6 separate regions of the Homo sapiens genome follow, and regions 1, 3, 4, 5 and 6 are each linked to region 2. A link is a loop called in an ENCODE intact Hi-C map of the cell type or tissue named here. Cell type or tissue: PC-3. All regions are shown on one strand.

The links. Peaks named below come from ENCODE experiments on the same cell type or tissue, not always from the same donor. Only the 100,000 strongest peaks of a DNase experiment are listed, where the experiment ranks them.
Region 1: it touches region 2 in a loop (17-fold over the local background); 15 of 110 quality-filtered maps call a loop at or near these places.
Region 3: a loop joins it to region 2, with 10 times the contacts of the local background. A loop is called at or near these places in 3 of 110 quality-filtered maps.
Region 4: it touches region 2 in a loop (4-fold over the local background); 4 of 110 quality-filtered maps call a loop at or near these places.
Region 5: a loop joins it to region 2, with 5 times the contacts of the local background. A loop is called at or near these places in 5 of 110 quality-filtered maps.
Region 6: a loop joins it to region 2, with 7 times the contacts of the local background. A loop is called at or near these places in 8 of 110 quality-filtered maps.

Annotation. Positions count from the first base shown.
Region 1 is chrX:104,919,338-104,924,337 of GRCh38, reverse strand. The region is part of intron 2 of IL1RAPL2 (interleukin 1 receptor accessory protein like 2); the gene reads right to left. Among named protein-coding and RNA genes, the nearest start is that of TEX13A, 300 kb to the left of the region's middle. In PC-3, a CTCF peak has its summit at 1,994 (motif pointing right); a DNase peak (open chromatin) is centred at 2,017.
Region 2 is chrX:104,564,085-104,569,084 of GRCh38, reverse strand. IL1RAPL2 (interleukin 1 receptor accessory protein like 2) reads right to left here and starts at 2,886. Exons shown (of 11, transcript NM_017416.2): 1 at 2,034-2,886. RefSeq lists an enhancer at 1,052-1,809. In PC-3, CTCF peaks have their summits at 2,911 and 3,120; a DNase peak (open chromatin) is centred at 3,144; H3K4me3 peaks cover 2,901 bases; H3K27me3 peaks cover 1,668 bases.
Region 3 is chrX:104,709,751-104,714,750 of GRCh38, reverse strand. All of the region lies in intron 2 of IL1RAPL2 (interleukin 1 receptor accessory protein like 2), which reads right to left. Among named protein-coding and RNA genes, the nearest start is that of IL1RAPL2, 150 kb to the right of the region's middle. In PC-3, a CTCF peak has its summit at 2,046; no DNase peak of the experiment used is centred here.
Region 4 is chrX:104,666,159-104,671,158 of GRCh38, reverse strand. The region is part of intron 2 of IL1RAPL2 (interleukin 1 receptor accessory protein like 2); the gene reads right to left. Among named protein-coding and RNA genes, the nearest start is that of IL1RAPL2, 100 kb to the right of the region's middle. In PC-3, a CTCF peak has its summit at 2,431 (motif pointing left); no DNase peak of the experiment used is centred here.
Region 5 is chrX:104,308,179-104,313,178 of GRCh38, reverse strand. No RefSeq gene overlaps it. Among named protein-coding and RNA genes, the nearest start is that of ESX1, 56 kb to the right of the region's middle. In PC-3, CTCF peaks have their summits at 3,007 and 3,789; a DNase peak (open chromatin) is centred at 2,978; H3K4me3 peaks cover 529 bases.
Region 6 is chrX:105,187,995-105,192,994 of GRCh38, reverse strand. All of the region lies in intron 2 of IL1RAPL2 (interleukin 1 receptor accessory protein like 2), which reads right to left. Among named protein-coding and RNA genes, the nearest start is that of TEX13A, 30 kb to the left of the region's middle. In PC-3, CTCF peaks have their summits at 915 and 2,549 (motif pointing right); a DNase peak (open chromatin) is centred at 2,574.

The sequences.
Region 1 (5,000 bases), 360 kb before region 2:
GAGTCCAGTTTAAGTCCAGAGTTTCTTTGTTGACTTTCCTGACAATGCTAGACAGGTCATCAAGGCAGAAAACCAACTACCTTGATGGCTTGTCTTGTGTTGTCACTGGAATGTTCAAGTCTCCCACTATTATTGTATTGTTATCAGTGTTTTTTCTTTGGGTCTAGTAGTATTAGTTTTGTGAGTCTCGATACTCTAGTGTTGGGTGCACATATTTTTAGGATACTTACATCTTCTTGCTGTATTGAACCCTTTATCATTATTTAATGCCCTTCTTTGTCTTTTTTTTTTTTACTATTGTTATAGTGTGTTTTAATCAGATATAAGAATGGCTACCCCTTCTCTCATTTGTTTTCCATTTGCATAATATATATTTTTTCCATCTCTTTACTTTGAGCATGTAGGTGTCTTTAGACATTTGGTGGGTCTCTTATAGGTAGCAGGTGGTTGGATCTTATTTTTTTTTTTAAATCCAACTTGCCCGTCTATATCTTTTAATTGGTACATTTAGGCCATTTATGTTCAAAGTTAATATTGACATGCGAAGTTTTGTACCTGTCATGGTTTTGTTTCCTAGTTACCTTAAGTCTCAACTGTGTAACTGCTTTATAGGATCTGTGAGCTTTCTACTTACATGTGCTTTTATGACGGTAAGTATCATCCTTTTGTTTCCATGTTTATCACACCTTTGAGCATTTCTTGTAGGACCAGTCTAGTGGTGACAAATTCCCTTAGCATTTGCTTGTCTGGAAAATACTTTCTCCTTCATTTATGAACCTTAGTTTGGCAGGATTTAAAATTCTTATCTGGCATATTTTTCATTTAAGGAGGCTAATAATAGGCCCCTGATCGCTTCTGGCTTGTAAGGTTTCTGCTGATAAGTCCACTGTTAGTCTGATGGGATTTCCTTTATAGGTGATTTGTATTTCTCTTTAGCTGCTTTTAAGATTTGTTCTTTCACATTGATGTTGGATAGTCTGTTGACTATATGCCTTGGCAATGTTTCTCTTGTATAGTGTCTGTCAGGTGTTCTATGAATTTCTTAAATCTGGGTGTTTGCATCTCTAGGAAGATCAGGGAATTTTTCCTGAATTATTCCCTAAAATACGTTTTCCAAACTTCTTATTATTTTCTTCTTCTACTTCAGGAATGCCTATAAGTTGTAGGTTTGGTCACTTTACATAATCATACTTTTCTCGAAGGCTTTGTTCATTTTTAAAAATTCTTTTTCCTTTGTTTTTGACTGGGTTAATTCAAAAGACTGGGCTTCAAGCTTGAAATTCTTTCTTCTGCTTGGTTTAGTCTATTGTTAGAGCCTCCAACTGTGTTTTAAAATTTCTTCAGTGAGTTTTTCATTTTCAGAAGTTCTGTTTGTTTTCTTTAAATATATGTATCTAATCTTTTATCTCCTCAATTATTTTTCTGATTTCTTTGTGTTGGTTCTCCACTTTCCTTTGTATTTCACTGAGCTTCCTTAAAATCCATACCTTGAATTCTTTATCTGGCATTTCCAAGTTTTCATTTTGGTTAGGATCCATTGCTAGATAGCTAGTGTGGTCCTTTAGGGGTGTCAAAACGTTATGTTTTTTCATGTTGCTGGAGTTCTTGTACTGGTCCCTTTTCATGTGTAGAAGCTGTCACTTTCTATTTTTAAACTTACTTTCATTTCGGTGGGATTTTTTTCTTCCCCGCTTGAGTGTGTTACTGTTGTGTATGTTGGGTAGAGTCCTTCGGCTTTGCTTCTTTGTGCTTTTAGGGCACCAACACTCTGTATTAATTCATTGATTATAGATAGCCTTACTGTAGTGGTTTTCTAAGATGCTAGTTGTTTGTAGGTTGTTGTAGTGGTGTGCTGTGCCACACCAACAGAGATGGAGAGGTGGAGGCCTTGGGAAGCTTATCTCATTTCCCAGCACTGTGTGCTTCTTTCAGCAGCGATTACATTAGATTACGCAGTTCACCCTAGTGGCCAGTAGGTGGCGATAGCAGGCAAGAACCAGCTGAGCACTGTACAGTGATATTTGCAGTTGTGATGGGTCATGCAGTTTGCTGTCCCAGCCAGTAGATGGCGATTGCCGAGGACAGCATTTGCGCTGATGGCAGTGGACTTTTTACTTGGCCTTTGTTGATGGGGGAAGTACTAGGGTGTTCCTGAAATGGGCAGGGTATGGGGCTCCCAGGGGTCCTGCTCCACACTCTACCACCAAGGTGGCTGGAGGGGGCAAAACTGGGCAGGGCTGGGTTGGGCAAGCCCACAGCCAGGCTCTCCAAGGCAGTCGTAAACACTTACCTTCGCAGGGGTCTAGGGGCTGCTCTCGGGCTACTGGGACAACCCTCCAGTGGGGGGTGGCGGCGCCTCTCCTGTGCCACAGAGCACGCTCAGGGTAAGAAGGATGCCAGGGGTTATCAGCCCAGCAGGCAGCCATGGGACCCCACCCAGCTGCTGCACCCTGGACTTGGGAGATCTCCCTCCAGTATTCAATGCTGGCAACAGGCCCAACTGACTAGACTAGTCCCAAGCAATCTGTACCCAGATTGCCAAGCCATTCCAGGCATTCATGATACTCCCTGAGGCAGAAACCATGGCTATCAGGCCACACCCTTCCTGGCCCGGTCTCCTGAAGGGAGTTCCCATGCCATTACATGAACCCGAGCTGTGCTCTTCTCTTATTCTGACAGTGAGGGCTCCTCCCCTGCTAGAGATCAGGCTACGAATCTCATTTTCATCCACCTGGATGGTGTGCTCAAGTCCTGGGAAACTGGGACAAGGCCAGCGGATTTGTTCACTGGCCCCTCAAGGTCAAGGACCACATGTGACAGGGGGGTGAACTGCACCTAGGCCATCAACAAACCACCTAGGCGGGACAATGGAGGCTATGTTGTTGGCCCCTCCCCTGTGGGAATGGCCAGACCGGCAGTCTTAGGAGGGTTTAGCAGATGTGGGATTTCATGCTTTGGCTGTACCTCAGCCCCATGGCAATGGCAGTGGGACCTGTCTTGGGCATGTGAGCATTCCCTGGCCCTGTTCTCTCCAAGCCTAGCAGACAGCAGGACCTGTAACAACTTAGGGCAGGATGCAAAGCTCTGGGGTGGGGGTGGGGGAGCTCAGAGTCAGCTTTTGCTGTCGCTGCCTAGCACACTGAAGACTTTTGGGCTCTACTAGGGTTCAAGCAATGTGTCTGTGTTATCTCCAGGCAGCTCCCTCTGCCAGTCCAAAGGTCTGAAGGAGTCTGGAGGAATTCCTGTAGCTAGGAACTCAGAGATCCACAGTGGGAATATGGTGTCCCGGGGTTTCTTCCCTCAACACTTCCTTGGGAATGGCACCGGTCTGGGGGCCAGTCCTGGTATCTCACAATACCAAGCAGGCAGCCTCACTTCATCCCTCTTCAACCAGGGTGTCTTCTGTCACTTCTCTATTGAATTTCAGTGTTTTGTCTCAAAAGATCTGGTCAGAGTGTGCAGGTATACTCAATATTTTGGTTCTTTTCCACAGAAAAGGCACCTCCCAGCTGTATCTAATCAGCATCTTTAATCTCTCCTTTTTTAGTGTTTTTAAAATGTATGTAAATGGACTCTGTCTTAATCTAGCATGTTAGGCCATTCTTACATTGCTATAAAGGAATACCTAAGACTGGGTAATTTTTAAAGAAAAGAGTTTTAATTGGCTCATGGTTCCGCAGGGTGTACAAGCATGGCACTGGCATCTGCTAGGCATCTAGGGAGGCCTTTGGGAGCTTTTACTCATGGTGGAAGGCCAAGCAGAAGCAGGCACGTCACATGATGAAAGCAGGAGCAAGAGAGGGGAGGGGAGGGGAGGGGCCACACACTTTTAAATAACCATATCTCACGATAACTCACTCAGTATCACAAGGACATCACCAAGTGATACAGGATCTGCCCCTATGACATGATCACCTCCCACCAGGCCCCACCTCTAACACTGGGGATCATAATTCAACATGAGATTTATTAGAGGGGACATTAAAAAAAGCACAGCCTGAGGCAAAATCTTATGTGTTGCTACTACTATTTGGTAGTGTAATCCCAGTGTTGTAGAAGTAAGGGGAAAGAAAAGGTGAATCAGGGGAAAAAGTGTTAATAGGAAAGTATGATCCTGAGTTGGCCATTGCTTGGTATCAAGCACAATTGATTGCTTGATTTCTAGGGACCAGTTGCTTCGAGACTGTATTTACTACTATAACTCAGTAAAGTAAATATTGGGGAAGAGGAGGAGAAGAAATGATCTGCCAGCAATAGTCTCCATTGGTCAGAGTCTCCCCATGGAGCATTACATCCCTCACACTTCTGAGTTGTGTAGACAAGGGTGCTGAGCCAGTCCAATGGCCTCTTATGCCTCAGTGGCAATAGAGAGGCCTCCATGCAGGACATACAAGTCACACAAAACAGACATGAAGCAAGATTGTACCCTTGTAAAGTCAGTCTGAGCCCAAACAGAATTAGTCCCTACAAAATTGGCTTGGGCAGAAAAAGCACCTGGGCTGGGCGCAGTGGCTCACATCTGTAATCCCAGCACATTGGGAGGTCGAGGAAGGTGGATCGCTTGAGGTCAGGAGTTTGAGACCAGCCTGGCCAACACAATGAAACCCCATCTCTACTAAAAATACAAAAAAAAAAAAAAAAAAGTGGGTGTGGTTGCAGATGTCTGTGATCCCAGCTACTCGGGAGGCTAAGGGCAGGAGAATCACTTGAACCCAGGAGGGGGAGGTTGCAGTGAGCCAAGATCGCACCACTGCACTCTAGCCTGGGCGACAGAGTAAGAGACTCTGTCTCAGAAAAAAGAAAAAAAAAAAAAAGCCAGGCGTGGTGGCTTACACCTGTAATCCCAGCACTTTGGGAGGCCAAGGCAGGCAGATCACCTGAGGTCAGGAGTTTGAGACCAGCCTGACCAACATGGTGAAACCCTGTCTCTACTAAAAATACAAAATTAGCCAGGTGTGGTCGCACATGCCTGTAATCCCAGCTACTTGAGAGGCTGAGGC
Region 2 (5,000 bases):
ACTTGCCTCTCCTTCAGACCAGCTGAGGTTAGAGTGGGCAAGCCAGGAGCCTTTGATGCCACAGCCCTTTATCCACATTTAAACGCTATTTAAATCAGCTGCTTCCACCTCAGTAATTGCAGGCTGTCTACCCCAGGGCAGCCCTCAAATTGGAGAGCTAACTGTAAGCAGGTGGTTTCAAACTGGAGTCTCCGCATCGGGTCCAGCAGCCTCACGGTGCGACTGTACTGGCCATAGAGCAGGGGTTGCTCCACGGAGGAGAGGAGTAGAAGGGATGCAAGTGGCGAAGATAGGCACTTCTGCTGAAGCCTCGGCTCAGGAATACTTGGGAATTTCACCCTCCCTAAGTCCCAGGGTAGTTGCCCAATTGCTATCTTTGGGGAAGCCGGAAGCATGGAGAAGAACGCGTTCTGTGCGGCAAGAAGGGGTGGAAGCCTAAGTATCCGAGACCCTGCTGGCAAAGAGCCCAGTGGTACAACAATGCATGGATACTAGTGCCCCAAATAATCTGCTTCCACGGCGGGTAATTGTGGGCTATCTAGCCCAGGGCGGCCCGCAAATTAGAGAGTTCACACCGTACGGGTCGGCTCAGAGATGAAGCCAAAACCTTGGGTCGGCTGCTGCGGTGGGGTGGGAGATGAGGATGTCAGTGGGAAAATGGACCCCAGTCCCAGACACTTGTCCCAAAAACTTAACTCCTTCATTCCCAGGGACTCTGTCACTGAGGTAGTCTTCCTGAACTGTAGGACGCCCGTGCTGAACTTGCAGGCTCAGAGAAGTGTCCTTTCCTCCCTCCCTCCCTTACTTCCTTGGGGTCTGTTCCCAGCTATGCCGCATGTTTAATAATCTACAGCTTGATTCCCCTGGCCAGGAAAAGAAAGGAGGATTCCTTCTTGGAGGTCTACACATTCGATTGAAGGTAGTGGTGGTGGGCAGGTCCCGCTTCCTCATTCGGGGACAAGATACTCCTAAATAGACTCCCCCTAAAAAAAACACCTGTGATAGGCTCTAGAGTAGCTTTCAACTGAGAAGTACTTTTCCAATACTTCTGTGCAGTCACAACTTTTGTGGGTGGCAAGGGGAAAATCTTGAATACTTGTTTACTAATGTCTCTAAGTCCTTGGGCGGCACAGATGGAGAGGGGATGGCTGCAGGGACCAGGAGAAACCCCTGAAGCAGACATTTGTTATAATACACATTTCCCTTGCCAGGGTCTCCTTGCCAAAGCATTTTTCTTAAACGTCTGATGGTGACAGATCAAGCTGTTTGCTCCAATGCCAGGCCCAGAGAGGCAAGGCGAGCCACTCGCGAGTGGCTATCCCTACTCTCCCACTCTAGTTTTCCTTCACAAGGAGTCTGAAGCGCAATTTGGCGCGGGCAGATCCTCACGCCTGAGCAGCAGTGGGGACCTGGGAAACCCACTCTAGGGGTATCGGGGATTCTTGCGGGAAGAGGAAAGGGGGCGTCTCGGGAACCACAGGGGAAGTACCTTCAGGCTCTCAGTGCAGGAGCACAGAGATGGCCCCAGATATCCAGCGATCTCCCCTGCCTAGTGCTTGGTGGGAATCCCAGGAGCGGCAGCGTATTGCTGGGGAACCCCTCGCTGCTCCACCCAGGAGCCGCCTTGAGCCTCTTCCCAGCTCCAGTTGCTCTCCCAGCTGCGGCAGAAATGTGGGCAGTCAGAAGCGCCCAGTTGGAAATTGCCTTCCAGGCTGCAGAGCCCGCGCGCCAGCCGCAGAGAGCATGAAGATCCCGCCGCGGAAACGCAACGCTTGGGCTCGCGGGCACCTGAAGGACGGCGCACGCTCCTCCCAGGCGAAGAGCCCCTGGCCTTCGGAGCTCTATTCCCTAAACTTTCTGGGAAGGCTAAAGGAAGAGAAAGCCAACTGGCAAATTTCCAGGCGCGGAGACCAGAGCTGCAGGAAAGATAAAGCCTCCATTGGCTGCGGCCTGCCCCGCTGCCAACTGAGAGCGCAGCGCGTTCTCCCCTGGCCCTTGCCAGTCAACTCTCCAGCTCTGCGAGTGGACATTACCTGAGTCTTGCAAAACGGCCAGCAAAACGTCCAGCAGGTCTCAGATGCGTAGTTCCATGTCCAGGGCGAGACGGCGAGCCGGGTTCCGGAGAGCGCGGGCTGGGACTTCCCAGGCAGTCGGAGTGGCTGAAGGGGGCGCGAGGAAGACCGCGTCTCCCCAAACAGCGGACAGTACAGCCCCGCCTGTTTTTTCCACTCCCTGTCTTAGCCAAAGAGGATACTAGTAAACTTCCCCCCAGCCAGGGAAGATTTCTAGAGTTCAGCAGAGCTTCTGTGGACTTTGGGGAGAGCTGGAAAGGGAGAGTTAAGGAGGGTTTCTAAATTACTCAGCTCCGTAGTTAGAATGGCAGATGCTGCCTCTGTCTCTCAGTGACTAGACTCTCCTAAGTCGCCTGCCTCCCAGACTCTTCCTTTTGCGCGACTTCGCTTCGGAGCAGCCTTGCCCCAGCAACACCTTGCCTCGGCCAAGCGGTGCACTCCGGGACGCGGGCGCCTCAGCCTGTGGCCCTCGCCCCCCTTGCGAGGTAGGCACACTCCAGGAGCGAAACACCAGCTGCCCTGTCGCCCTAACGGAGGTGCAGGCGGCAGGTGCAGACTCTGCCTGTCCACCTCTCTCCCTCCTGTTCGCTGCTCCAGTCTTTCCCGGGAACCCTACAGCCAGTGTGCAAAAGCCCACAAGTCTCCCTTAGTTCCGAAGAGGGAAGGGCGCCTGGAAATGAGCTCCAGGCTCGCCTCACATCCTGCCACCGCTGCTGCCGCCTCCAAAATATGCCTGGAGTGCGGGTGGGAGGGTAGTGGGAGTGACCGAGAGCTGCGTTTTTGTCGCTAACAGTTTGGAGCCTCCTGGCTGACTGATTGCACCGGGGAGGAGGTGGGAATTAGAGAGAAGCGCTCTGGCGCGTCACGAAAAGAGCTGCTTCTGCTCCTCCTCCTCTTCCACACCCCTTTAGATTTGGGAGCGCGGGGAGGGGAGGCAGATTGAGAAAGGCTGCCAACCCCAAGTCCCCCATCCCCTGGTTTAAAAAAAAAAAAAAAGCGCTCTCTTACCTTTCTCCGGAGAAGGAAAGCGTGTCCCGGCAGCGCCGTCTAGCGTCCTTACCAGAGTAGGCCGGCGTACAGGATTGGGGCGAGCGCTCAACTGAGTGCAGGTATGGAAAGCCACTAAAAGTTTTCCAGCTCTCCCAGTCTCCAGTTCTAGCCGCTGAACAGGTATCTAGTTCAGTCAGGAGTTCACCTGCTTGGTTCCCCGCAGACTGGAACTTGCTTTTAAAGACGCAAACCACCTAGTTTTTCTGACAATTAGAGCTTTCCAGGACCGGAGAGAACTCTTCTTTTCCACCCCTGCCACCTATAAGATCCTTAAGTCTCAGGGTTCTCCAGCCCCGCCAGTCATGGGGCAGGCAGGTAATGTACTGGGACGCAGGGATGGGCTTGCAGCTAGGACCCTGGCCTCAATCATTCTGCCATGCGCCAGGGGCTCGCCAACCATGCATCTGATCACCTGCTCTCCAACGTATTGCAACCCAGGAACCCCTCTCTTTAAGCGAGACAGGGGAGAGGGACTACGACCCAGGACTAGCAGCGTTTCTAGATCGCAGCGTTGAAGAGTCCCGTTGCCACGCCAGGTATCTTCCCAGAGTGTTTCGCTGGGCTCTCGGGGCGCCGCACTGATTAACACACCTTTACCGAATTACTCATTTAACGGGTCAGCTGAGCGCTGTTCTCCAGCATTTGCTGCTGCGCTGAGCTCCTTTTAATTTGTCTTTCTCTGAGCTTTCTCCAGCTATTCTCCCGAGGCTGTTCCATCGCTCTGCATTAGCCACAGAGAGCGAACGAGAGATGGATACAGGGCCCAGGAGGGAGAATTGAGCGTTTGGTACGTGGCACGCAGCGCAGACTCGCGCCTTTCTACTCCACTTATTTGGCCGCTTGGCCTCGGTCCACCACCCACTCAACTGTTAAGGCCGGAGCCTGTGCATGATTAAGGTTATTCTCCCTCTCTCGCCTCTCGCCAAGTTTATGCACTCTTCCCCTGTGGACCATCTCTTTCGACAAATCCAGCAAAACCCCACCCCCATCCTGGAAAATTTCTTCTTCAATCGGGGTTAAGTCGGGGATCTAGAGAGGTCGGGTGTGAAAGGAAAGGACCTTCGGGCGGGAACCAATACCAAGCTACCCTCCTGGTTTTCGTTGTTTATATACATGGGAGGGGGAAAATGGTCTGTATTTTTAAAACAGAAGATGTCCTGCCGTTTCTGCTTCTGTTTTTCCTTTTTTCTTTTTTTTTTTTTTTAACAGCCAATTCTTTTGAAGGGAGATAGCCAGCCAATTTTCCATTTCTCCTTGCCTACGGAGCTCATGCAAACTTCCCTACGCTAGCCGGCTGGCCCTGTGCAACCTTCACTACCACCTCCCGCCAACCCCCTCCGCACCTACTTTACTGTTAGTGGTCCTCAATGCCAACTGCCAGGTGCTTCCAACCAGCTGGGTACGGCAGGCAGCAACACGGGGTGGCCCCTTGGTGGAAGGACACCACCTGGTCAAGTCTTTCCTTTCTGGTTGGATCCCTGGCACCTCCAGTCTGGCCTTTAGCATGGCACTAGCCCCCGGACCCTGGGCCTTAGCTGACCAGCAGGGCTGTCCATGGATGAGACCATTTGATCAAGCCACGGGACCCTTCACTTACATTGGGGTGTTAAGGAGCCAGCAGTCAGAGTGAGGGGAGCTCATTCAGGATCCTAGCCAATAAGATCCCTAGGCAAATCATCAAGTAGACAATACATTTAAAATAAAAACAAACCTCTTCCTGTCCTGTTGGTTTCTCGTTTCATCATCTTTCTATATCTAGGGTCTCGCTCTGTCACCTAGACTGGAATGCAGTGGCACATACAACCAATTTGACCCAATTTCACTCTAATACCCAGTGCTTTTATGTATCAAGTTCTGTACCTCCTACCCTATCAAAAC
Region 3 (5,000 bases), 150 kb before region 2:
CAAAAACCACACGATTATCTCAGTAGATGCAGCAAAGACTTTCAGAAAATTCAACATCTATTCATGTTAAAAACTTTCAATAAACTAGGCATTAAAGGAAGGTATTAGTCCATTCTCACACTGCTATGAAGAAATACGCAAGACAGAATACTTTATAAAGAAAAGAGGTTGAATTGATTCACAGTTCTGCATGGCTAGGGAGACCTCAAGAAACTTACAATCACAGCAAAAGGCACCACTTAACAGGGTGGCAGGAGATGGAATGAGAGCCGAAGGAAGAGGGAAGCCCATTATAAAACCATCAGATCTCCTGAGAACTCACTCATTACCATGAGAACAGCATAGGGGAAACTGCCCCCATGATTCAATTTTTTCCACCTGGTCCCACCCTTGACAGGTGGGAATTATTACAATTCAAAGTGAGATTTGTGTGGGGACACAGAGCCAAACCACATCAAGGAACATAACTCAAAATAATGAGAGCCATGTATATAACAAATCCACAGCCAACATCATACTGAATGGGCAAAAGCTGGAAGCATTCCCCTTGAAAACTGGCATGAAACCAGGATGCCCTCTCTCACCACTCGTATTCAACATAGTATTGGAAGTTCTGGCCAGGGCAGTCAGGCAAGAGAAAGAAATAAAGAGCACCCAAATAGAAAGAGAGGAAGTCAAACTATCCCTATTTGCAGATGTCATGATCCTATATCTAAAAAAACCCCATAGTCTCAAAATTTTCTTAAGCAGACTCATTCACTAAACTTGTATATATCCCTATTATTCACCTATATCAAAAATTCTCCTCTCCTTCTGGAAACATGGAAGACTTATTTCTCGGCTTCTCTCTGCCCCCTTAAATTTAGGCAAAGCCAGGTAATTAATTCTGACCAATGGCCCATGAGGGGAAGTGAACATATGTCATTTCAGAGATGAGGCTGAAACTATCAGATCAAAGCAGTCTAAGCCCCTGAGTCACTATATGGAAACGGGTTCCCTGGAAAGCAACCTGGACTCTCAGAAGAAGTAAACTTCTATTGGGTTAAACCACTGAAATGTGAGTGTTGATTATTACTGCAGCCTACCCTAGCCTCACACAACTTAACTGAAGTAATTTATTACACATATAATTCTACATATATATATATATACACATAAAAAGATGTGATGTTATACATGAAGAATAGGTTTAAAAAACTTGAATTCAACCAAACCCCATCTTGATTGTGGTTGCATGCCTCTGAGTATAGAAATAAGAGTCTGAATTTCAAAAACAAGTTCTCTGTCCTGAGTGAAAACAAGAGTAAGGTGGAAGGGATTACATTTTAAACAATTTCAAGTAATGTGCTTTGAGCTCATATTCGTGGTCTGTGTAGGGGGCTTGTTAGGGAAGCTGATCACAAATTGCTTTGTATTTCTCTCATTTCTGCAGGGGAGGAGGAAGTGGAGAAATATTGACAGAAGTAGGTAATAGAATCACTGAAATGGAAGTGGCCTTGGAGGGTCACCAAGTCCATTATTCTTTACCCAGGCCAGGTTAGAGCCATCCTAAACCTGAAAGTTAAAGAATATTGGTGAAAGATTTCCCAGCTTTCGTCACTGACTAATTAAAGATATCCCAGGGCCCATGCAGTACATAATTTGCTCTCCAATAGTAACACCAGGGACAATTCTGTAGGAAAGTAGGACATTTGTCTCCTAAAACACCAGCATTGAAAGCTTACAGAACTGATGCAAACACACCTAATTTGCCATTAAAATACTGTTATAAAGCTTTTGCCTATGGACCTGTTTTTATTATCAATCTGAAAAAAAGTTCCTCCCAATAAAATTCCTTGAAATAACTCTCACCAAAATGCCTCCTGTTTCAGTCAAAATCTACCTCTTCTTGTCTATTCTCAGTGCATATGAAAACAGCTGTCAAAGGGGATTTGTAGAGATGCCCCTGGGTCAGGGGCTGCTACAAAGGCTAGTAAAGTTTTGCCAACAAGATTCACACAGCTTGCTATGAACACTAATAACCAGGGGATGGTGCAGTCTTACTGCTCTTAGTGATGCAAGAGGATATTAATGTTTTAAATGTTCGTTCAGTGAGAAAAAAAATTACTGGTCTACTCCCTACTCCATACAATGTTAAATCTATATTGTGATATTTTCTCTCAAATGTATATTTATTTAAGGGCTAGGGATTTACAAGGACCTTAGGAATAGGTCCTTATATATATTGTACATATATAGAGGATCAGGGAGTAATTTTCCCATTTTTGTCCTTGTAAACATATAGGTCTAAAGCACATGCCAAGCAGCAGAAATGAATCATCTGCAGAGGACCACAAGCTGTCGTTTAAACCCTAGTCTTATCTTTTCACTTCACTCTTTTCATTATGTCTCCTTTCTGGCCTTGGAGGCAAAAATACATTAACCATCAATTTATTCCCTGTGGCAAACCTTTGCCCCTCAGCCTTATCAATCCATTAAGTAAACCCCATTAAATTGGTCCTCACTTTGCAAAAATGGCAGACTGCTCCAGGGAAAAGGGAGAGTTATAATACTGCTGGGAACAATCAAACAGTTAATGACAACTCATGGAGAAGAGGGGAACTTCCTAGGTTATTCTCTTTTCACTTGTGGCCACACTATCTGGTCTTATAAGCCAGTATTACAGCAGCTGATCATTTATAACTTCAAAAACAGTTTTTCTCAAAATTCCAGCTATTTCTGTGGTAAGACTACAGTTCATGGACCAAGCAGGGGTATACTGTAAATAAACTTACTAGGCATTCAAAGCTGGCAAGTCCTCCCTCACTGATTTGCCAATCCCATAGCTTTCTCTAATAGCCCTGGTATGTTCCTTCATTGCCTCAGAAACTATTTTGCACAGTGAAGTACTGAAGTGAAAATTTGTATTCCAGAGATTTATATGACTACATTTATTCTAGAGATTTTAATACAAATACATTCATATTTACTCTCTCTCTCTTCCAGTGTCTCCTCCCCCACTTCATAAATCCCTATTAGACATGGTTGGAATACAGAATATTTACCAAAAAATCTTTTTTTTTTCCAATGAGCCAGGTCATTGCCCTCAGTTCTACCTATTCATTTTCCTCTTATTTCCATTTTTGCTTTTCTCATGCCACTAGCCTCTATCTCATCTCTTAGCACACAGATAAATCCTTTGAACTGACCTCATTTTGCCATATTTGTCTTTCATTATTTTCCTATACATACATGCATTAATGATTTTAGCTCTTCTTATATTGGTGGGAGGAGCAGGTAGGTGTTACTTAGACTGTATTCCTTAGATTTCATCAAGTATCTTGGGGTTGGGTTTCTCCCCCTTATTAAATGATACTGAACTGCTTCTTCCCAACCCCTGTACACATGCACACAAAGAGAACTTTAAAGGTAAAGTGTCACATAAAGGTAAAACACAAGATCAATAGCTTTAATGGGTGTGTGTATATCTCAGAACATGCATACAGTCATGTATTCACAGAGTGTACTTACACAAACCTAGATTATAGCCTACTACAGATAGGTCATATGGTACAGCCTATTGCTCCTAGGCTACACATGTATACAGCATGTTACTGTACTGAATATTGTAGGCAATTGTAACACAAAGGTCAGTATTTGTGTATCTAAACAGACCTGAACATAGGAAAGGTACAGTGGACAATAACACGCAGAGAGCTGTTGTCTCCTATGATAACAATGCCTTCTGGCATATCTCCTGAAGGACCCACCTGAGGCTGTTTTACAGTTGACTTTTTTTTATAGGTAGAAGGAGCACACTCTAAAACAATGATAAAGAGTATAGTAAATACATAAACCAGTAACATAGACATTTATAATCACTATCAAGCATTAAGTACTGTACATAATTGTATGTGCTATACTTTTATATGACTGGCGATGCAGTAGGTTTGTTTACACCAGCATTATCACAAGCAGGTGAGGAATGCATTGTGCTATTATGGCTATGACTTTTCTAGATGATAGGAGTTTTTCAGATCCATTATAATTTTATGAGACCATCATCCTATATGTAATTCATCATTGACCCATGTTACGCAGCAAATGAGTATATGTACATCTGTACATAAAATGTATTGAAGTGAAATTCATATAACAAACATTTTAAAGTGAACAATTCAGTGGCATTCAGTACGTTCACAAGGCTAGTCCCAGAACATCTCAGTCTAGTCCCACAACATTTTCACTAATCCCTAAGCAAAACCCCATAGCCATTAAGCATTTTCTTTATCATCTCTGCCTCACCTTAGCCCTTGAAACTACTAATCTGCTTTCTGTCTCTATGGATTTGCTTATTCTGGATTTTCATATAAGTGGATTACACAATATGTAGCCTTCTACATCTGCATCTGACTTCTTTAATATAACATGTTTTCAGGGTTTGTCCACATTGTACGTTACCTTTTACGGCTAAATAATATTCCATTGTATGTATGTACCATAATTTGTTTACCCATTTATCCACTGATAAACTTTTGGCCCATTTGCACCTTTTGGCAATTTTAAGTAGTGCTGCTACAAACATGGCTGTACATGTATTTGTTGGAGTCTCTGTTTTCAGTTCTTTCACATATATATCTAAGAGCAGATTTGCTGGGTCATATGGCAATTCTCTGTTTAACCTTTTGAGAAACTGCCAAACTGCTTTCCACAGTAACTGAACCAATTAACATCCCCACCAGCAATGCAGGAGTGTTCTAATTTCCCCACAACTTTGCTGTTTGTTTCTTTTTTTTATTATTATAGCTATACAAATAGATGTGAAATGGTACCTCACTGCTTTTTTTAATTTCCATTTCCATGATTAATGATGTTGAGCATCTTTTTACAGGATTGTTTGCAATTTACGTATCTTCTTTGAAACAATGACCATTGCTGTTTTTTAAAGCTGTGTCCCTTATCTTTTCATTGTTGAGTTGTAAGAGTTCTTTATATATTCTGGATACTAATATCTGATTAGC
Region 4 (5,000 bases), 100 kb before region 2:
CCTATACATACATATATAATAGCACACGTGTTTTTATATTTATATAAAAATTAGCATAGTACCTATTACAGGCCATTGAATATTTAAGTATTGAATGAATAAGTGAACTAAGGAATAAATTAAGGGTCTTGTATGCCATATATTATATGCTACAAGGCATTTTACCTTTATCCTGTATGCAATAGGGAGTCAAAGGAGTTTTATTTCATAAGTAGAGGTCTTGCATCTAGCAGTTGATCTACAAATGTTCATTAGACAATGGAATAAATGCTTGAAATTGCTGTACATCTATAACTAAAAACAAGCAAACAAGTAAAAACACCATTTGCAAGTATTATGGAAAATGGGCAGTAATGTAGAAGGGCTGGAAGAAATTATGAAAGGCTGAACTAGGTCAGCAACAGATAGGATGAAGAAGTGTGGGGTGACTACCTATTAGGTACTACGCTCACTACCTGGGTGACAGGACCATATATACCACAAACCTTAGCATCACACAATACACCTAGGTAACAAACCTGCACGTGTATACCCCCGAATCTAAAATAAAAGTCAAAATTTGTTTAAAAAAAACATGACTGGAGTGGTGTGATGGTTAATATTAGGTATCAACTTGTTGGATTGAAGGACGCCAGATGGCTGGTAAAGTACTTGTTTCTGGGTGTGTCTTTGAGGGTGTTGCCAGAGGAGATAACATTTGAGTCAGTGGACTTGACAGGCAGATCCACCCTCAGTATGGGTGGGCACCATCCAATCAACTGCCAGCAGAACTAGAACAAAGCAGGTGGAAGAAGGTGGAATAAGCTGGCTTGCTGAGTCTTCTGGCTTTCATCTTTTTCCCTTGCTGGATGCTTCCCACTCTTGGACGTCAGACTCCAGGTTCTTTGGACTTTGCACTCTTGGACTTACACCAGTGATTTGCTGGAGGCTCTCAGGCCTTCAGCCACAGACTGAAGGCCGCACTGTTGGCTTTCTTGCTTTTGAGGCTTTTGGACTTGGACTGAGCCACTACTGACTTCCTCCTCAGCTTGCAGATGGCCTATCGTGGGACTTCACTTTGTGATCGTGTGAGTCAATTCTCCTTAATAGACTCCCTTTCATATATACATCTATCCTATTAGTTCTTTCCCTCTGGAAAACTCTGACTAATACAGGTAGTTTAGAAGATATTTGAGAATTCAAACTGCAGAACTTGGTGATTACTGAATATGGAAACTTGCAGTAGATTTGAGAGTCACACCATATATTCTGGCCCAAATAGAATGATAATGTAATTTTAACTAAGATGGGGTACACAAGAAGGGTGGAATTTAAATAGATTAAAAATTGAGTTTTGAAGTTCAAAGTGCCTGTGGGACAGCCAAGGGAAGATGTCTAGAAGGAAAATAATGCATGTAACTCAGAGGAGACATAAAGACTGGATTGCTAGAAACCTCAATAGGTCAGGGGTTCTCATCCCTGGCTGTACATTAGAATCACCTTGTAGTTAAAACAAATAGATGAACAAAAAACCAACAGATTCCGAGGCCCCAGCCCAAATAAATCAGTAACTCTGGGAGTGGTACTTGCACAGGAATATGGTTTAAAAGCTCCCTGGGTGGTTCCAATATGCAGACACTGCTGAGAAGCACCAAGAGGGTAGATAGTTAATACCAAGGGAGTAGAAACTTTGGAAACGTATGGAGTGGTTTGTTAAAAGAGTAACAAGGAGAAAATGCTGGAGAAAAGCGACTTTTAAGAGACAGAGAGGAAAATGAGATAATGATGGAGACCGGGAAAAAATGGCCAGAAAGATACAGATAGGACCAAGATAAAATGATGTCACTAGAGCAGAAGAAGAGAGTGTCAAAAAGGAAGAGGTGTGTCCAATAACACCGAATGCTCAGTAGTGTTTCAGTGTATCAGTCTGGATTGGTTTAAAGATTAAACTAGCTGTCACCTATCAAAGAATAGGAAAGTTCTGAGTAAAGGTCAAGAAAATTGTGAATCATTTGAATTCTCTTTAGCCTTGGGGAGGGCGAAATGCACAAGAAACAAGCAAAGATATTAAAAGCAAAGTAGCCAGGGGGAGTGCCAAAGGTAAAATTTGCCAGTCTCATAACTTCTCCTGCCTTTGGCTTTTGAATACCTAACTTTGAAGAACTACTTGAAAAGTAACGAGAGCTATGCCTCACAGTCACCTTCTTGGGAAAAAAATGAAAAGATTCAGAGGTAGTTTGGTGAGAACCTAAGCAGAATAGCTCTCAAAAACTGAAGAATCGTGGTTGTGGGGGTGGTGCTTAGTAAATGTGTTCAAAGATTAGACCAATCACACTATGGTGACTATAAAGCTGTTATTCCTTCTAATTTCAGACTCTGAAGACAGCCATGAGATGGTAAAACGCTACTTCAGAGATGCAGAAGGAATGTATTACAGTGCCACCCGCTGGTAATGTTAAGACCAGAAACAAGTTCCTTTACTGTAAAAAAAAAAAAATCATTAATTCCCTGAAGCTGAAGATACAAATAAGCTTTATTCTGATTTTTAATTAAGGTTAATGCCTTACTCAGTTTTTTTTAAATTCAAAACATTTTCATAATTGAAAACAAAGCTTTGATTGAACCTTCCTATTATAGCAAATGTAAAGCATGTGAACAGAAACACGAGCATCACACTCTGGGGACTGTTGTGCGGTGGGGGGAGGGGGGAGGGATAGCATTAGGAGATATACCTAATGCTAAATGACGAGTTAATGGGTGCAGCACACCAGCATGGCACATGTATACATATGTAACTAACCTGCACATTGTGCACATGTACCCTAAAAATTAAAGTATAATAATAATAAAAAAATAAAAATAAAAATAAAAAAGAAACACTAGCACAGAGCTAGAATGTCTCAGCAACCTTGCCCCCTGCCTTCCAATCTAAAGCGCCTTAACCAACATTTCCTTTCTGGATTCAATATATATCCTATAATTTTAAAATTGTGGAGGTATTCAAAACACCATCTGTCTAGCTACTTGTTTCTCAACAAATATGTTTCCTAACTACCTGAATCTTATACTATCCTCCAGTCAATTTAGGCCACTTGATATTCAAAAATATCCTGCACTTTATGCATCCACATATTTGCTCTTATTTTAACCTCTGCTCAGAATACCATCCCCCGTCACTATTCCCAATCCAGTCTGCCCAATCCAGTCTTCACAGTCAATGTCAAATGATGCCTGTCCCATGAAGCCTTCCCTAATCACCCTCACACCCAGCTGAAAATAATATCTCCTTGATATGAACTATATCCATGCCTCTTATATGACTCTTATTATATTATGCCTTTTATAAGAGTTGTAAATAAGACATATCCATGGTGTTGTGGAAAGAGCATAAACTTTGGAATCAGTCGATCATCTGAAACCTAAATTTTCCACTTAATGGTTGGGGACCTCAGATAAACTCACCCTCCCTGAGCTTCAGTTTTCTCATCTTTAAAATGAGGCTAATGATGTCCACACAAAGGCACAACATGGACGAGTGATTAAGAGCAGGACTCTGGGGTCAGACAAATCTGGGTTTAAATCCTGGCTTTGCCAATTACTAGCTATGTAAGAGAGTGGTCAAATTATTTAGCTACTCTAAGCCTCAGTTTCCCTATATGGAGAACAAGAGTTGGACCTACCTACCTCAGTGTCTTTGTATTAGGAGACAATGTATGTAAAGTGCCTGGCATATAGGAGCACTCGATGCATGTTAGTTTCTCCCTTCCCCCTATGATTTACTTGTTTCTTGGGGGGCTAAAAGCATGTCTGGTCAATTTCTGAATCACTGAGAGGGACCCATCATAAGACATTTTATTTTGCTTGCTTGCATTTAGTTTGCTTGCATGTTTGGTGAATTAATAAATGCCCTATTTCTAAGACAATCCTTGGCAGAATTTGATTTCAGGAAACCACTGTCTTGTTTCTCCACAAAGTAGAGATGCCAAATACATGCCATTCATCTTAAGGGTTTAATGGGTGCCTCTTAAAACCATGTGTTTCTTGTCTGTAACCATTTAGGGAGAGCACACTTACAATACAGCTCTCATAACTCACACCCACAGAGAGAGGCAGGGCCTGACTCTTCTTAGCCTGGGGGAAGGTCATTGAATGTCAAAGCATTTCTTTTAGAAAATAGTCCTGGTGCAAGCCTCACAAAATATCATGCTTCTCTATGACAGTCTCAAATAAATATATGGAAGCAAATATGAGGCAAGAATAGGAATATGAATGGAAGTTTAAAACTGCATATTCAGTGTCCTTCTCATAGACTAGGAAAGTCATGCATATTCTAAGAAATCTCTGGGTGCTAGCTTTCTCCAGGGACCAAACTACAGTAGGCATTAAGGGTGTGCTTTTGCAGAGCACATACTTCGTTTAGGGCAAATTACACCTGTAGAAGTCAGCAAAGCCACAAGGGATGCACTTTAGACTGATGTGCCTACATGAGTTGGGTTATGATAGAAACTCACCTGGCAGAAATAACAGACATTCAAAGCATGTCTCCACTCTGGCAGATAAAATATCTTTTCATTCCAAAACAACAGAGTAGAAAGGAGCTCATTCACTGCAGTTCTTGGCTGTACTTATGGATGGGATAAATCCCAATATCAAAATTAATAGAAGGCTCAATTATTCTTCCTTCTCTCTCATCCTTTAACCTTATGGACAGTAACAAATCCAACATGATACCAAGCTCGGTGACTTCTGTATTTGGAAGATGCTACAGAGCTGGATGAAATCCCCCATGGAATTGTTTTCGGACTTTCCAGCTTTCATTAAATAATTAGCTTAATTATCCACACCTTTTCATTTAAAGAGAACCAGTGTCATAAGGAACTTTAATATTTCAATCATATCAGATGTTGATGTTGTAGAACAACCAAAATAATAATGAACTTAGTTGTTAACTCACATTCTCTTCTCTGCCATTCTTTGTTGCCAAACTTAATGGAATAGGCAGAGATTTTCACTGTATGGAT
Region 5 (5,000 bases), 260 kb after region 2:
TCTTCTTATAAGGACATTAATTCTATTGGATCAGGGGTCCAAACATTACTTCATTTAACTGTAATTCTGTTCTAAATATTTTATCTCCAAATATAGTCACATTGGAGGTTAGGGCTTCAACATATGAATGGGGGTGGGGGGTGGGAAGGGACACATTTCAGTCCATAGCATTGCGCTTGGTGATGTGGACTAAAAACTCATACCTGCTATGCCCATTTATATTCCTGATCTAATGAATAAACAGAGAAGGTGACTAACCTCTGGTCTGATTTGACCTGAGGACACAAAAAAGAACCCTAATTTCAAGTTAGCTACTCCACTAACCTGTCGCTGGCCCCCAAACCCAATACCAGAATTATTCCTTTGAGAGAAAGTTACTGAAATCAAAGGTCCAGGTCAAAGTATAAATTCATTAAAGAGAAGAGCTACCCTTCTCCGAATAGCAGAGGAAATTCCCTAGGAGGTCTGGGGACCCAGCCCAATGTGTCCTGGACAGGAAATTGAGCGTTGTAGCTAAGAGTGTGGACTGCCATGTACTCAGCTCTTTGCCCTTGGGCAAGTCATTTAACCTCACTGTGCCTTAGTTTTCCATCCACAAAATGTGGATAAAACCTCTTAGGGTTGTTGCAAAGATTAAATCATTTACTATGTAGTAAGCTCTTTGAATAGAACCTGATACATAGTAAGCATTTGATGGATGTTAGCTATTATTTTATCTTAGAGATTTGAGGACATTTTGCATTCTACTCCAGGGTATGTTCAAGTTAGTTGCCACCAAGAAAAAGTGACAGTCCAGGAAGAGGCAATACATACGCCCTGCTACACTGCCACATACATTCAGAATTGTACATTCAGAAATGAAGCCAGGGCCAGGCATGGTGGCTCACACCTGCAGTCCCAGCACTTTGGGAGGCCAAGGTGGGCAGAATACCTGAGATCAGGAGTTTGAGACCAGCCTGGCCAACATGGTGAAACCCCGTCTCCACTAAAAATACAAAAATTAGCTGGACGTGGTGGCGCATGACTGTAACCCCAGCTACTCTGGAGGCTGAGACACGAGAATCGCTTGAACCCAGTTGATATGGTGAAACCCCATCTCTACTAAAAATACAAAAATTAGTTGGGCATGGTGTGGTGGCCCACGCCTGTAATCCCAGCTACTCGGGAGGCTGAGGCAGAAGAATAGCTTAAACCCGGGAAGTGGAGGTTGCAGTGAGCTGAGATCGCGCCATTACACTCCAGCCTGGGCATCGCATCGAGTCTATCTCAGAAAAAACAAAAACAAACAGGAATGAAGCCAGGCCGGGTGTGGTGGCTCACGCCTGTAATCTCAGCATTTTGGGAGGCCAAGGGGGTTGAATCACCTGAGGTCAGGAGTTCAAGACCAGCCCGGCCAACATGGTGAAAACCCGTCTCCACTAGAAATACAAAAGTTAGCTGGGCGTGGTGGCACATGACTGTAACTCCAGCTACTCTGGAGGCTGAGGCACGAGAATCGCTTGAACCCAGGAAGCAGAGGCTGCAGTGAGCCGAGATCATACCACTGCACTCCAGCCTGGGTAACAGAGCAAGACTCTGTCTCAAAAAAAAAAAAAAAAAACAAAGAAAGAAAGAGAGAAAGAAAGAGAGAGAGACAGAAAGACGAAGGAAAGGAAAGGAAGCCAAGGACAACCTTTGGAAAGAGAGAAGAGACACTGAGGAACAGAAATCAGGCAAAGGAAGGTGATCTGAGAAAAATCTAGATCTTGGAGTGTTGTCCAGAAAGGTCTAATGTAGATAAAAACAACTGGGGCAGTGTGGAGGCGGTGTAAGGGCAATGGGCCCCTGGGAAGAGAGGAGTGCTTTGAGGCTGCTGAAGACCTTTCTTGTGAGTTCCAATTTCTGAGTTTCTCTGGGGCAGAAAGATCTTTCAGCAGTCCCAACCCAGACCTGCTCTGCCCCAAACAGAGGCAAGAGCTTTGCCTAAAATATCCAGAATACCAGGGAGTTTGCAAAAAAAAAAAAAAAAAAAAAGGCCGTTTTCTCTTCCTCTTCCCTGAACAAAGCAATGCAATGCAGCAATAGCAGCTGAGACACTCTCATCCTTCATTCAGAAACAACAAAGGAAATTATCTTTAGGAGACACAAACCCTTGTACAATAGACTAATGGGCAAAATAGTTGCCAGGCTGTAGGCCCTTTACTCAGTATGCAAATGAGCTGAGTGGAAGGGAAGAAAGAATCAAAAACAGCTGTTCTGTTTTCTTTCTCCCTGTGTTGACAAGGAGAAAACAATTTTTCAAGTGGCTACAATAAATAAATAAATAAATAAATAAACAAACAAACAAATAAATAAATAAATAACTCTATAGCTATATTGCTCCTGCTGCAAAGGCAGCCTCCACACTTAGATTTCTTATTGTTCCATCGTCCTGAATACACATAATTATTCTAGGTCTGGTATTATCTGTTCTGCACAAACAGCTGAGTATCTTTCTGAACTTTTGTCCTATACCACAAGGACCTATCAAAAATAAAACCCACAAAATAGCAGGAAGTGAAAGGATGCTTTCATGTCTAGTGCAAAATTTTCAGGGGGGAGGCTCTGCCCCCACTATGCACATGAGCACAAAGACCCCTGCGCACACACTCTCTCAAACACACACGCACATGCTCACACACACACACTCCTCAAGAGCTATATACTTCCCTCCGGACTTGGGAAAGGAACATAATTACAGATCCTCAAACTCCTTCCACTGCATCATGCTTTGGCTGTACTGTAGGGATGTAGTCGCCGCCCACACGCAGCCTGGAAAGCAACCGGCTCGCCTTAGAACTGCCTCGAGAGCCATATGTGCATCGGCTGCAAAGCCAACTATGATTTCCTCCTGGGCACATGGTTCAATATATGTTTTTGCACAGGCAGGCGTGGACGTGAAAGTCATTTTTCAAGAACTCAGATCCTCGGATATACGTATTTATACACATAGCAGTGCTATGGAACTTGCTATTGAAAGGGGGACATCTTGTGGATTATCTGAGAATTCAGCATTTCTGGAAGGTAGGCCAGTAATAGGAATTTTTCAAGCAATGCCTATATGCCAGGCACAACACTAACCACTTTACATTGATTATCTCCCTGATCCTCAGAGTGAACCTGGGAAGTAGGGGCTGTTTTTGGCGGTTACACAGATAAGGAAACTGAAGCTTTGGGAGATTAAATAATTCATCCAAAGCTTCACATCTAATAAGTGGAACAGCCAGGATTCAAACACAGGTTTTATTGGCTTGAAAGTTAACCTGCTCTCTTTATGTTATACTACTATCAATATGCTTAGCAGGAGTGTAAGAATTGGCACTGCCAGGTCATTGGTTAAGAGTGTGCGCTCTGGCGCCACACTGCTTGAGCTTGATTCCAGCTCTGCTGGCTATCCTTGACAGGAGACATATCCAGATGACCCTGTTGGCTCATTTCCTCCTCCTTTTTGGTAGTTTCGCAGAGAGCTGGCTCAGCAGCACTGAGCCTGTCTTCAAGATATAAAAAGGCCTTTGGCTAACGCCACCGTTCCTGGTAGGCAAGGCTGTTCCTAGGGCCTTAAGTTATGCAGATCCTGGCCCTCCATAGGCCTGTTCCCTAATGGTCCCTGGGATGGAGAATCCCTTGATACAGCTCCTGTCCCTTAAAAAAAAACTAGATGTCCCCTAGTCCCTCTTAGGCTAAACTAAATATATAATACAAGTTGGGGACAGGATTCAATCTCGCTCATGGAGTGCTTTCTCCCAAATCTAGTGTGCTGGCCCGGGAAGACACTGCCCCTGCTGGAACCTTGGTCACAGGGCATACAGAACATCTCTATCTGACGTGTACTGTGGAGTAGTGTTCCAAGGACTGCATGCACTCTGCTGCTTCTTTGTTTGTAAATACCACCCACATAGAAACCCCCTGCTATACCTGCACTTTGTGCTACTAGTGGTTTGCGTCTGTGGCCCCCTTGCATGACGAATCTTGGACACATTACAGCTGAACAACACAGGGGTTAGGGGTGCCCGCCCCCAACAGTCAAAAATCCATGTATAAGTTTTGACTCTCGCAAACCTTAACAAATAGCCTACTGTTGACCAAAAGTCTTACTGATAACATAAAGTTGATTAACATATATTTTGTATATTACATTATATACTGTATTCTTTTTTTTTTTTTTTTTGAGACACAGTCTCACTCTGTCGCCCGGACTGGAGTGCAGTGGTGCCATCTCAGCTCACTGCAACCTCCACCTCCCGGGTTCAAGCGATTCTCGTGCCTCAACCTCCGAAGTAGCTTGGATTACAGGCATCCGCCACCATGCCTAGCTAATTTTTGTATTTTTAGTAGAGACAGGGTTTCACCATGTTGCTCAGGCTGGTCTCGAACTCCTGATCTCAAGTGATCTGCCTCCCTCAGAGTCCCAAAGTGCTAGAATTACAGGCATGAGCCACTGCACCCCGCCTATACTGTATTCTTATAATAAAGTAAGCTAGAGAAAAGACAGTGTTATCAAGAAAATCATGGCTGGGCATGGTGGCTCATGCCTGTAATCCCAGAACTTTGGGAGACCAAGGTGGGAGGATTTCGTGAGCTCAGGAGTCCAAAACCAGCCTGGGCAACATAGAAAGACTTCGTCTCTACTAAAAATTAAAAAAAAAAAAATCAGCCAGGTGTGGTGGCAGGTGCCTGTAGTCCAAACTACTCAGGAGACTGAGGTGGGAGGATCACTTGAGCCCAGGAGATGGAAGCTGCAGTGAGCCATGATGGCACTGCACTCTAGCCTGGGTGACAGAGTGAAATCCTGCCAAAAAAAAAAAAAAAAAAAAGGAAGGAAGGAAGGAAAGAAAGAAAAAGAAAGAAAGAAAGAAAGAAAGAAAGAAAGAAAGAAAGAAAGAAAGAAAGAAAGAAAAGAAAAGAAAGAAGAAAGAAAATTATAAGGAAGAAAAAATATATTTACTATTCATTAAGTGGAAGGGGATCATCATAAAGGTTTT
Region 6 (5,000 bases), 620 kb before region 2:
ATTAGTTTTATCATGCAGACCTGGAGCGTACACTGATAATTCATTTCCCTTTAAGGGCCATGTGAGCAATATGTATTTGACTTAATAGATTTATGGTCTCTTTTCTTCTGTTCCCTTGCCTTAGGTATCAGAGTATTTAGTTATAAGGTAGTCAATAGCCAGAGAACAGCAATACAATAATGGAGAAAATAATTTCTAAACGTTATCCCCATTTATTCTTTTCCCTTAGTATTTGCAGTGTAAGGTTACAACATATTTCAAGAGATCTCAGGGAATTTTCCCATTAAAATGGACCAGAGGTATGATAACACGGATCTATGAATGCCTACGTGCCACCAAATATTTTCCCACACTACACTCTCATCAGTAGAAATCAATTTCCATGAGCTAAGGCATTGTAGCCTTAAACCTAAATTAGAGTATTAGACCCCTACTAGATTCCAACAAGTTGGTATGATTAATTTTTATTGGATTGCTATTCTTAATAAACCAAGAGTGGGACAAAAGGAGGTAGAAAAGGATGTAGCACATTTATTTTTAGATTTGGGACTAGGGAAGCAACTAAGAAGTATAGGCTGAGGTAAGAGGCCTGAAAAGTCAGGTGATCAGTCAACATGGAGGGATTGAACACTGACGTTAAGAGGGAAGAGCTTAGAGGTGTCAGAAAGTCACAAAAGGGCAAGAAGAGATGAAAGGTCACATATAACTGAATTTGCCAAGTGCCATTAAAAGTAATGCATGCAAGTCAGATTTCTGTCATCAGGAGTTTGCAATCACATGCCATACTTCCAGAGCCCCTTGCATGTAGACTCTCCATACATATTTGGCAAATACTGAATGAATACATCTGTGATGCAGCTGACAAAGGTGCAGGCTACTGATCAATTGGGGCCGCAGTGGAACTGAGTAGCCCATAGAGGGAGCCAACTGGTGCGCTTGATCTCATCTGCACAAGCCTGCAATCCACAGGAGGTATCCAGCCCTATACTGTTCACAATTCCAGTGGTACCTATTTAAGCAAGCTCCTTGCAGGGCTCCTGAGAAGACTGTTGACTAGATAGCTTGGCTTCTCCCACAGGTGATTTGATAACTGTATCTCCCTGACCAGCCACAAATGTGAATGGAGGCATTGAAGGAAGGGAATTTCACTACTTCCCCTGAATAGTGAAACTCTGCAGTTGGACTGAAGCTTGCTACGGAACGAACCCACTGAAAGTATAAGTGAATGTATGTCTGCCCTTTGTTTCACAATCAGTGAGTATGATTATAAATATTCTTGTCCCTGGATTTGAAAACACCTCCTATTCCTATATTATCCTTTCTCTGTTCACTCAAGTCTTATGAATAGCAATTTCAGTATTTAAAAGAACAATTGCAGGTTTTTAAGATTCTCATCACTACTCCCTTGACTTAGATTTCTATAAGGCTCAAAAAGTTATTACTCTTGGTTTAGTCTTGTGGGTACCAATGCTTTAATATCGGCCGGGTGCAGTGGCTCACAGCTGTAATCCCAGCATTCTGGGAGGCTGAGGTGGGCAGATCACCTGAGGTCATGAGTTCAAGACCAGCCTGGCCAATATGGTGAAATCCTGTCTCTACTAAAAATACAAAAATTAGCCAGGCATGTTGGCGCATGCCTGTAGTCCCAGCTACTTGGGAGGCCAAGACAGAGAATCACTTGAACCTGGGAGGCGGAGGTTGCAGCAAGCTGAGATCGTGCCATTGCACTCCAGCCTGGGCATCACAGTGAGACTCCGTCTCAAAACAAACAAACAAACAAACAAAATGCTTTAATATCTGAGTTCTCCAAAACAATTATAATGGAGTGAAGAAAGCCACTTGTATAAAACTCGTATCTCTATTTTAATCATTTTCATTCTGATCTGTACAACCAATGTATGTTTAGGGAGTTTGACATAAAGATTCCAAAGAAGGAGCATCTAAAGACTAGAAAGGAACATGCCAGCATCTATGCAATTTATTTTGCCAGGAGGAGATTCCTAGGAGTAAAAATTAGTGCAGTCCCCTGCAAAGTGCCCTGGGTGTCCCAAGCAAACTCATTTGGCCTCTTTATAGATAAGCCTCCTACTTCCTCTTCAGTACAACCAGGAAGGCAAATCCTGCCGCATCTATCTGTTGTAAAAACAAAACCCTGTGAAAAGTTTATACATACCTGTAAGAGGATAAGTTGTTATTATCAACAATTATAACATTATTTTAGAAAAAAAGAACATTGAGTGCAATAAAACTAGACTCTAATGACTATGTACAATTATTTATTGGGGGACAGGATATATAACTATGTATAGAATTGCTGATTCTGGATTTTTTTTTCCCCAAATTGGAAATCCCTTGTTAGGTATAATGGCTAATCAGCACTTGAGAAAATATGCAAGCATGTGTACCCTATACTAGCTTATTATGTGTTTGTGATTAACAAATTCATTTGTTAAACCAGGTGTTTCAACTATGTAAACTTAATCCCATTCATTTTTACTATCAGTTTTCCTGTGAGCTAAAAGGGCAATTGTTGGGGGGCAATTCATAAAATTACCACTAGAGGGCGAGCTGTCCAAGTTTTTGTTTTACATGTTTTCCCCACATAAGCTTTAAAACTAAGGATTTATCATTGACCAACTGCTGGTTGCTTGAGAAGAATCACAGCACACCTATGGGGATGCACCATTGTAGGTGACAGAAGCCAAAAGTTGAGAATACAGCTGCGATCTTGCTCAAACTGGGGAACCAGGCTACACCCCCATCCCCCCACCCAGTGAATGACCCAGCACAGAAAAGTGTAACAGCAGCAGCAGCTATGAGTTTCATTGAGCCCTTAGAATAGAACATCCAAGAACTGTGCTAGGTGTTTTGCACAAATTTTTCTCCTTTCATTCTCATGTCAACTTTGGGAGGGAGGGACTCTTGTTATTTCCACTTTACTGATAAGAAAAAAAGAAAGCTCAGAGAGTTTAAGTGACTTGCTCAAGGTCACTCAAGTTGTAGTGGCAGAATTCAGACTCTAACCCAAATAAGTTAGACACAGAACTTATAATCTTAGTCATTATGTGTTCTATATCCTGCCTCCTATACTCTTCTTCATCCCAGCCCATGAGCTAGTAAAAGATTAAAATTTGCTTGGTGCTATCCAAATTGTCATATGTATTCCACAGAGTTCATGCCTCTCCAGGAGTAGACATTTCCAGGTGAGGGACATCATATTCCCAAATAATAACCATTGTGGGAAGAATAGCCGTAAGGTAATGTATGCTAATTATTTATCTATGAATTATACACAGTGTTTACAGAGTAATTAATTATTAATAATTCATGTTCTTGACGTAACCTCCAAAGGTCAGATCTAGACCTTGGAAAACTTTATCTGACCCATAACAATTTATTTAAAATTAAGTATCTAGGAATGATTATCCCATCCTACCATTATATTTAAGAATATAGTTGTGTGTGAGCCTGTGCGGTGGCTCACACCTGTGATCTCAGCAATTTGGGAGGCAGAGACAGGCAGGTCACTTGAGGCCAGGAGTACGAGACGAGTCTGGCCAACACAGTGAAACTCCATCTCTACTAAGAATACAAAAATTAGCGGGGCATGCCTGTAATCCCAGCTACTCTGGAGGGTGAGGCACGAGTCGCTTGGGACCGGGAGGCAGAGGTTGCAGTGAGCAGAGATCGCACCACTGCACACCAGCAGAGGTCGTGCCACTGCACTCCAGCCTGGGCAACAGAGCAAGACTCTGTCTCAAAAATAAATAAATAAATAAAATTCAGTCAATTCCTCTTAAAAAAACAGAAATATAGTTGTGTTTATTTTAACATTTGTGTATATTTTACTTATTGAATACAATGTTGTGCTCTTTTTCCTAATATTTTAATGTGGGAGTTGAATGCCTTCTATTTCTGTCTCAGATATGCCCCCATCTAAGAAAAGTTTCTTCCTGTTTATACCCAGCACAGTGGACTCCGTCTGCCTCAAATGGGCACTCCACAGGCACAAGCAAGTCAAACTCTCTAAAATGTGAGTGGCCTGTGCCCCTGTTGCTACACCTGTGCCTCTTTTCTCCTAGCCTAGAAGTACAGACAGAGCTTTTGTCATTTTTTTTAAAATAAAGTTCTGTCAGTGGAAAAAAATACTGATTTTTAAAATTTCATCTGTGCATCATTGTCCATCAATAGAAAGATTTCCCACTCCAGCTCTATATATACAATGAATGATTATTGCCTCAAGTTTTTAAAAATACCTTTCCAGAAATTTCTGTTCAGTTTACATATTTTATGAATTGGATTATATGCTTCCCTTTCACACTTTTACCCCCTACTATTCATCAATGGGAAAGATCTGCCTAAATGAAGTCCTTCATCTCATTGCAACCTAGTTATTACACTTAATAATGGGCTGACAACCATTTTCATTTCCCTCTCATTATAGAATCTGTGCAATGCTTTGTCAAGATCACTCTTTTCATCTTTATCCCATGAATGAGCCTCCAATGCATTCTGAAAGTGAAGCCATGGTGAGGCATTACAACCAGCTCCTCAACTTCTGATTTCCTGAGGCCTGATGAGTCTCCTTGGGAATTAGACACTAGCCAAGACAATCAGATGCACTGATGTTAATGCTAATGTGCCTGTGGGAGACAGGGTAGTAGCACTGCCCACCAAACCCTGTAACAGGGTTTCTACTGTCCCTTCAAATCCAGGATGCTCAGCAGTGAGCTTCTCTCCCCTACCAAATCTGCCCCACCTCTCATGTCCACAGTCATCCAAGCCAAAAAGTGTGGAGTCATCCCTGAATCTTGACTTTCTCTTCTCACTGACCACCTCCTACCCTTTCCATAAAACATTAAGCCTTGCCATTTCTGAAGTTACTCAAATCTGTTCCCTTCCTTTCTATTCTTAAAGACACTGAAGACTATCTAAGTGCTTCTCATGTCTTGCTTGGATTATTTCAATATTCTTTTTTTGTCTTTATTAAGTTCTAATTA